2 separate regions of the Homo sapiens genome follow, and region 2 is linked to region 1. The links are chromatin loops, found by intact Hi-C in ENCODE. Cell type or tissue: CD4-positive, alpha-beta T cell. All regions are shown on one strand.

Region 1 (4,000 bases):
AGGAGAGGGTCCTCTTCTGATGAGGAAGGGGGACCAAAAGCAATGGGAGGAGACCACCAGAAAGCTGATGAGGCCGGAAAAGACAAAGAGACGGGGACAGACGGGATCCTTGCTGGTTCCCAAGAACATGATCCAGGGCAGGGAAGTTCCTCCCCGGAGCAAGCTGGAAGCCCTACCGAAGGGGAGGGCGTTTCCACCTGGGAGTCATTTAAAAGGTTAGTCACGCCAAGAAAAAAATCAAAGTCCAAGCTGGAAGAGAAAAGCGAAGACTCCATAGCTGGGTCTGGTGTAGAACATTCCACTCCAGACACTGAACCCGGTAAAGAAGAATCCTGGGTCTCAATCAAGAAGTTTATTCCTGGACGAAGGAAGAAAAGGCCAGATGGGAAACAAGAACAAGCCCCTGTTGAAGACGCAGGGCCAACAGGGGCCAACGAAGATGACTCTGATGTCCCGGCCGTGGTCCCTCTGTCTGAGTATGATGCTGTAGAAAGGGAGAAAATGGAGGCACAGCAAGCCCAAAAAAGCGCAGAGCAGCCCGAGCAGAAGGCAGCCACTGAGGTGTCCAAGGAGCTCAGCGAGAGTCAGGTTCATATGATGGCAGCAGCTGTCGCTGACGGGACGAGGGCAGCTACCATTATTGAAGAAAGGTCTCCTTCTTGGATATCTGCTTCAGTGACAGAACCTCTTGAACAAGTAGAAGCTGAAGCCGCACTGTTAACTGAGGAGGTATTGGAAAGAGAAGTAATTGCAGAAGAAGAACCCCCCACGGTTACTGAACCTCTGCCAGAGAACAGAGAGGCCCGGGGCGACACGGTCGTTAGTGAGGCGGAATTGACCCCCGAAGCTGTGACAGCTGCAGAAACTGCAGGGCCATTGGGTGCCGAAGAAGGAACCGAAGCATCTGCTGCTGAAGAGACCACAGAAATGGTGTCAGCAGTCTCCCAGTTAACCGACTCCCCAGACACCACAGAGGAGGCCACTCCGGTGCAGGAGGTGGAAGGTGGCGTACCTGACATAGAAGAGCAAGAGAGGCGGACTCAAGAGGTCCTCCAGGCAGTGGCAGAAAAAGTGAAAGAGGAATCCCAGCTGCCTGGCACCGGTGGGCCAGAAGATGTGCTTCAGCCTGTGCAGAGAGCAGAGGCAGAAAGACCAGAAGAGCAGGCTGAAGCGTCGGGTCTGAAGAAAGAGACGGATGTAGTGTTGAAAGTAGATGCTCAGGAGGCAAAAACTGAGCCTTTTACACAAGGGAAGGTGGTGGGGCAGACCACCCCAGAAAGCTTTGAAAAAGCTCCTCAAGTCACAGAGAGCATAGAGTCCAGTGAGCTTGTAACCACTTGTCAAGCCGAAACCTTAGCTGGGGTAAAATCACAGGAGATGGTGATGGAACAGGCTATCCCCCCTGACTCGGTGGAAACCCCTACAGACAGTGAGACTGATGGAAGCACCCCCGTAGCCGACTTTGACGCACCAGGCACAACCCAGAAAGACGAGATTGTGGAAATCCATGAGGAGAATGAGGTCGCATCTGGTACCCAGTCAGGGGGCACAGAAGCAGAGGCAGTTCCTGCACAGAAAGAGAGGCCTCCAGCACCTTCCAGTTTTGTGTTCCAGGAAGAAACTAAAGAACAATCAAAGATGGAAGACACTCTAGAGCATACAGATAAAGAGGTGTCAGTGGAAACTGTATCCATTCTGTCAAAGACTGAGGGGACTCAAGAGGCTGACCAGTATGCTGATGAGAAAACCAAAGACGTACCATTTTTCGAAGGACTTGAGGGGTCTATAGACACAGGCATAACAGTCAGTCGGGAAAAGGTCACTGAAGTTGCCCTTAAAGGTGAAGGGACAGAAGAAGCTGAATGTAAAAAGGATGATGCTCTTGAACTGCAGAGTCACGCTAAGTCTCCTCCATCCCCCGTGGAGAGAGAGATGGTAGTTCAAGTCGAAAGGGAGAAAACAGAAGCAGAGCCAACCCATGTGAATGAAGAGAAGCTTGAGCACGAAACAGCTGTTACCGTATCTGAAGAGGTCAGTAAGCAGCTCCTCCAGACAGTGAATGTGCCCATCATAGATGGGGCAAAGGAAGTCAGCAGTTTGGAAGGAAGCCCTCCTCCCTGCCTAGGTCAAGAGGAGGCAGTATGCACCAAAATTCAAGTTCAGAGCTCTGAGGCATCATTCACTCTAACAGCGGCTGCAGAGGAGGAAAAGGTCTTAGGAGAAACTGCCAACATTTTAGAAACAGGTGAAACGTTGGAGCCTGCAGGTGCACATTTAGTTCTGGAAGAGAAATCCTCTGAAAAAAATGAAGACTTTGCCGCTCATCCAGGGGAAGATGCTGTGCCCACAGGGCCCGACTGTCAGGCAAAATCGACACCAGTGATAGTATCTGCTACTACCAAGAAAGGCTTAAGTTCCGACCTGGAAGGAGAGAAAACCACATCACTGAAGTGGAAGTCAGATGAAGTCGATGAGCAGGTTGCTTGCCAGGAGGTCAAAGTGAGTGTAGCAATTGAGGATTTAGAGCCTGAAAATGGGATTTTGGAACTTGAGACCAAAAGCAGTAAACTTGTCCAAAACATCATCCAGACAGCCGTTGACCAGTTTGTACGTACAGAAGAAACAGCCACCGAAATGTTGACGTCTGAGTTACAGACACAAGCTCACGTGATAAAAGCTGACAGCCAGGACGCTGGACAGGAAACGGAGAAAGAAGGAGAGGAACCTCAGGCCTCTGCACAGGATGAAACACCAATTACTTCAGCCAAAGAGGAGTCAGAGTCAACCGCAGTGGGACAAGCACATTCTGATATTTCCAAAGACATGAGTGAAGCCTCAGAAAAGACCATGACTGTTGAGGTAGAAGGTTCCACTGTAAATGATCAGCAGCTGGAAGAGGTCGTCCTCCCATCTGAGGAAGAGGGAGGTGGAGCTGGAACAAAGTCTGTGCCAGAAGATGATGGTCATGCCTTGTTAGCAGAAAGAATAGAGAAGTCACTAGTTGAACCGAAAGAAGATGAAAAAGGTGATGATGTTGATGACCCTGAAAACCAGAACTCAGCCCTGGCTGATACTGATGCCTCAGGAGGCTTAACCAAAGAGTCCCCAGATACAAATGGACCAAAACAAAAAGAGAAGGAGGATGCCCAGGAAGTAGAATTGCAGGAAGGAAAAGTGCACAGTGAATCAGATAAAGCGATCACACCCCAAGCACAGGAGGAGTTACAGAAACAAGAGAGAGAATCTGCAAAGTCAGAACTTACAGAATCTTAAAACATCATGCAGGTAAGCTTCCTTGTCTTCTAAGATAATTTTTCTCTTTTATGCCAATAGATGGCAAATTTGTTACATAAGGAATCGGGAGCAAATAATTAATGCCTTCGTGTAGAACCTTCAGTTGAGGAAAATAACTATCAACTAGATTCAAAGATCTAGGATAGTTTCATGGTTTTTGGTGATTGAAATGCCATTTAGTCTTATCGATGTTATGAAAAGAACGACTTCGTTTTACCTCCTAATGTGACTGCTTTAGAATAAAATAAAACGGCATGTGTGTGTGCACATGTGCGTGTTTGACCCAAAGGCATAAGAAATACATTGTGTTCACTCAACTATCTTGTTGAGTTTTTTTAAAAATAACTAGTGCTCCAATGGCTGGGCGTGGTGCCTCACGACTCCGTCTCAAAAAAAAAAAACAAACAAAAAAAACTAGTGCCCCCAAATGGGCTAATATTAAACTGCCTGAAATATAGCTGATGATAGCTCTTTCAGAAAAAATGGATTTTTTTTCCCCTAGCAGTAGTAACAAGTATTTTTAAAAATTTTCCAGCGCATATAATGACCGACCCTCACTGTGTTAGTTACTTGCAGTTGCTAGTAACTCCCCATCTTTGTGGTTTTTGTTTTGTTTTGTTTTGTTTTCTTGAGACGGAGTCTCGCTCTGTCATCCAGGCTGGAATGCAGTGGCGCGATCTCGGCTCACTGCAAGCTCCGCCTCCCA
Region 2 (4,000 bases), 50 kb after region 1:
CAAAGTGCTGGAATTACAGGCATAAGCCACCACGCCCAGCCCTAGATTTCTTTATAGAGCATCTGTCTATAAGCAGATTACTTAGTTTTCCTGATGTCTTCGTTGGAATGTAAGCTTTGTGAAAGCCAGGGGCCCTATGTGTCATCTTTACCACTATGTCTTAGATCTTAGAGCAGCCCATCATAAGTTCTAATAAGTAATTGTGGAATTGGATGAGAAAATGAATATGAGTCAGTTTTACAATGCTGCATGCTTCCCAGATTATTTTAACAGTCTAGGGGATGTGGAAAGATTTTGTTTTAAAAACGTTTAAAAGTCCACGTTTTGTTTGATATTGTTCAGAGGAAGTGAAAATGTGGTCTTTAAAAAATTTTGTTGCCCGGGTGTGGTGACTCACGCCTGTAATCCCAGCACTTTGGGAGGCTGAGGCGGGTGGATCACCTGAGGTCAGGAGTTCAAGACCAGCCTGGCCAACATAGTGAAACCCCGCCTCTACTAAAAATATCAAAAATTAGCTGGGCATGGGGGTGGGCACCTGTAATCCCAGCTGCTCGGGAGGCTGAGGCAGGAGAATCGCTTGAACCCGGGAGGCGGAGGTTGCAGTGAGCGGAGATCGCGCCATTGCACTCCAGCCTGGGCCACAGAGCAAAACTCTGTCTTAAAAAAAAAAAAAAAAGGCTGGGCGCGGTGGCTCACGCCTGTAATCCTAGCACTTTGGGAGGCCGAGGTGGGCAGATCACGAGGTCAGGAGATCGAGACCATCCTGGCTAACACGGTGAAACCCCGTCTCTACTAAAAATACAAAAAATTAGCTGGGTGTGGTGGCAGGCACCTGTAATCCCAGCTACTCGGGAGGCTGAGGCAGGAGAATGGCGTGAACCTGGGAGGCAGGCGGAGCTTGCAGTGAGCCGAGATCGTGCCACTGCACTCCAGCCTGGGTGAAAGTGTGAGACTCTCAAAAAAAAAAATTGTTTCATTAACCCTCTATGAGGGAAGGGAATTTAGAATGGTGACATTAAACCTTCCTTTAAAATGGCAATTCAGAACCAGTGGAGAGAGCTGAAAGTGAGAGTAGATTTGGATTTGGAAAAATTCCCTCTACTTCTCATACACATCACCTTCTCCCAACACAGGCACTTTGTAAAGGCATAGAGCAGGGTCTGAGGAGATTGGGTTGGTGAAAGAGAGAACTGAGTCACTTGAGATTAGTACTTGGTAAGCAAGAGAGTGCTAATGAATTATTTAAAATCTGTGTAACCTGAGTGTAAACCAATACATAGACTAAGTTAGTGCTTCTCAGAGCTTAGGGAGCATAGGAGTCTCCTGGAGAATTAGAAGAAACAGATTTTCCTAGCTCCGGCCCCAGACGTTCTGATTTAGTGTGGTGTAGAACTCAGGAGTTAGTAATATTAATGGACAGTCTTGAGTATTTGCTGATGCAACTGGTCTGAGGACCATACTTTGGAAGACCTGCTTTAGATAGTAGACAGGACAGTAATTTAAAATAGGCAAATATGGTTTATTTTTAAAATGGTAAAACTAGAAAGATACTGATTTTATGTGTTTAAAAAAAAAAGTCTGCATCTGACTGCTATGGTTATCCAAGAAGGCACCCCAGAATACCTGTTGGCCACCGCTGTTTGGTATATGCAAAAATGTGTAGTTTTTAAAAGAGTCTTTTTGGGCTTGCACTGAGGAGCCACCCTATTTTATACAGTCAAAATATTGCTATATTTAAGTTAACCATTCTGTTCCAGTGCAGGATTCAGTAACATCTATTCTGTAAGTTTCAGTTGTGATATTTCTTAAAGATTCAAAGATGGATCCTGGGAATTTGATTTAGCCTCCATTTCATCTGGGAGTTAATCCTCACAGCAACCCTGTGAGATAGGTTAATAATTAAACCCTCCTATTCACACATATTTCATTAATCCTTACAGCAACCTGAGAGATAGTTTAATAATTAAACCTACTCCACAGATGAGGAAACTGAGGCCCAAGAGGTTCAGTGATTCGCCCAAGGTTATAACAGCAAGAATTGGTGGTGAAACAAGAATTCAAATCCAGATTGGTCTTAATAGTGAGCTCTCATGTGTGATAGAAATTAGATACCACTTTGAGGACTTTGGGAGCCAGTGGTGAATGTACTTACTTTAGGCTCTAAATACTCTGTGTAATTTCTTGGTCATTTTGTTCTTAGAGAGGTGGTGATCTTAATAAAGTTTTGACTTTATTAAGTAATTAAAAGTTTTTACTTATGTTACAACTAAAACAATTCTTTAAAACTTTCATAACTTGAAGTTTTAAATCCTAAAATTAGTTGAAAAAGATGTAATTGCCAGTGTATCGTAAATACTGGTATTTTAAAATAAAGCTGCTTTATCACTTTTAAGGAAAGCCCTTGTAATTTAGTGCATTGTAATAGTGTATTGAGCTGATGTCCACCATGATCCATGTAAACATAGGTGAACTATGCAAATACAAGTTTTTCTTCTTGAAAATGTTACATTTCCTCTACAACACTTTATGCTAATAAATGTTTATGAACCTCTTTTGATGATCCTTTCATTTCTTGTAAATTTTTGTATATAACTTGAAATGTTTAATTTGCTGTAATCATAAGGCATCAAATGTTCATGGTTTTTTTCTGGACTATTTTCACATTGTTAGTACTGATTAGTTGACCAAAACAGCAAATTGCATACATTGATACTTGCAGTAAAATTTCACTGGAATTGTACCTCCTAAAAAAAATGGGAGAAAACATAATGGCTTCAATTAAAGGAGGCTGCATTTACCAATCTTCCAAATTGTCCTTTTTTGTTTTTGTGGCTTCCCAAAAGTGTTGACAAATAGGTTTAATGTATTTAAAGGTTATTGAATGTAGTGGACCAAACTATTGAGGATAGGTGAGAGACGCCGCTTCTGTAAGTGTGATAAGGGAAGATGGGAAGAGCAGGATACACTGCAGGTGTGCACACAGGTATGTTGATTTTATGAAAATTGGAACTTGATCTAGGAAGCAATTTTTAAAGTTATTTTGAGACAGGGTTGCTGGCCTCAAGCAGTGCTCCCACCCTGACCTCCCAAAGTGCTGGGATTACAGGCGTGAGCCACCATGCACATCCTAAAAAGCAATTCTTGGACTATCTGTGCCTATATGCTCCTTGGAGAGTTTTTGTGGGTACCCTTGGCATACAGGTAGGTACCTCAAATGGAAGACAGCTACTGAAGAACTCTCGCTGGAAGACATCAGATGTTTATCCTAGCACTGTTAACTGCAGATAAATATGTCCATCAGTTAGTACAGATGAATGTATTCTCTTGGTATAATACTGTGTAGCAGTTAAGTGAGTTGCAAAACGAAAGGATATGTGTGAAAAAAAAGTTGACAGGTGAGGACTATAGTGGGGCATCGGGTTATGCATAAAAGTAAGGCAATGAAGGTAAAGATTTGATTTTTAAATGTTGTCAACCCAAGGAGGTAAATATGTAGATGTTAAATTCTTTGTGCTTGGTATTTTTTAAATTTCCCCAAAATATCTCTGGAACAAACATCTGTGGGAAGAATATTGTGACTAACTTGGTGAAAGGACAAAGTATTAATAAAAGGTGCCGGTGAACAGCCATACTCAAATCATGCCATCGAAAATAGGTATTTAAGATTTCATTTCTGCCACCAGAAGCCTGTCTTGTTATTGTATATATTGATTTCTCTCTTTTTTTTTTTTTTTTTTTTTTTTGAGACGGGAGTCTTTCTCTGATGCCCAGGCTGGAGTGCAGTGGCATGATCTCAGCTCACTGCAAGCTCCGCCTCCCGGGTTCATGCCATTCTCCTGCCTCAGCCTCCTGAGTAGCTGGGACTGCAGGCGCCTGCCACCACACCCAGCTAATTTTTTGTATTTTTAGTAGAGACGGGATTTCACCGTGTAATGTTAGCCAGGATGGTCTCGATCTCCTGACCTTGTGATCCACTCGCCTCGGCCTCCCAAAGTGGGAT

The links. Hi-C counts contacts between places; a loop is a spot of excess contacts. Peaks named below come from ENCODE experiments on the same cell type or tissue, not always from the same donor. Only the 100,000 strongest peaks of a DNase experiment are listed, where the experiment ranks them.
Region 2: a loop joins it to region 1, with 1.9 times the contacts of the local background. A loop is called at or near these places in 5 of 110 quality-filtered maps.

What each region holds. Positions count from the first base shown.
Region 1 is chr6:151,350,468-151,354,467 of GRCh38, forward strand. AKAP12 (A-kinase anchoring protein 12) reads left to right here. Exons shown (of 5, transcript NM_005100.4): 4 at 1-3,285. The coding sequence ends at 3,273. Among named protein-coding and RNA genes, the nearest start is that of ZBTB2, 39 kb to the right of the region's middle. In CD4-positive, alpha-beta T cell, no CTCF peak of the experiment used is centred here; a DNase peak (open chromatin) is centred at 2,144.
Region 2 is chr6:151,400,513-151,404,512 of GRCh38, forward strand. It overlaps LOC124901232 (translation initiation factor IF-2-like), which reads left to right. Exons shown (of 3, transcript XM_047419613.1): 3 at 1-2,805. Among named protein-coding and RNA genes, the nearest start is that of ZBTB2, 11 kb to the left of the region's middle. In CD4-positive, alpha-beta T cell, no CTCF peak of the experiment used is centred here; no DNase peak of the experiment used is centred here.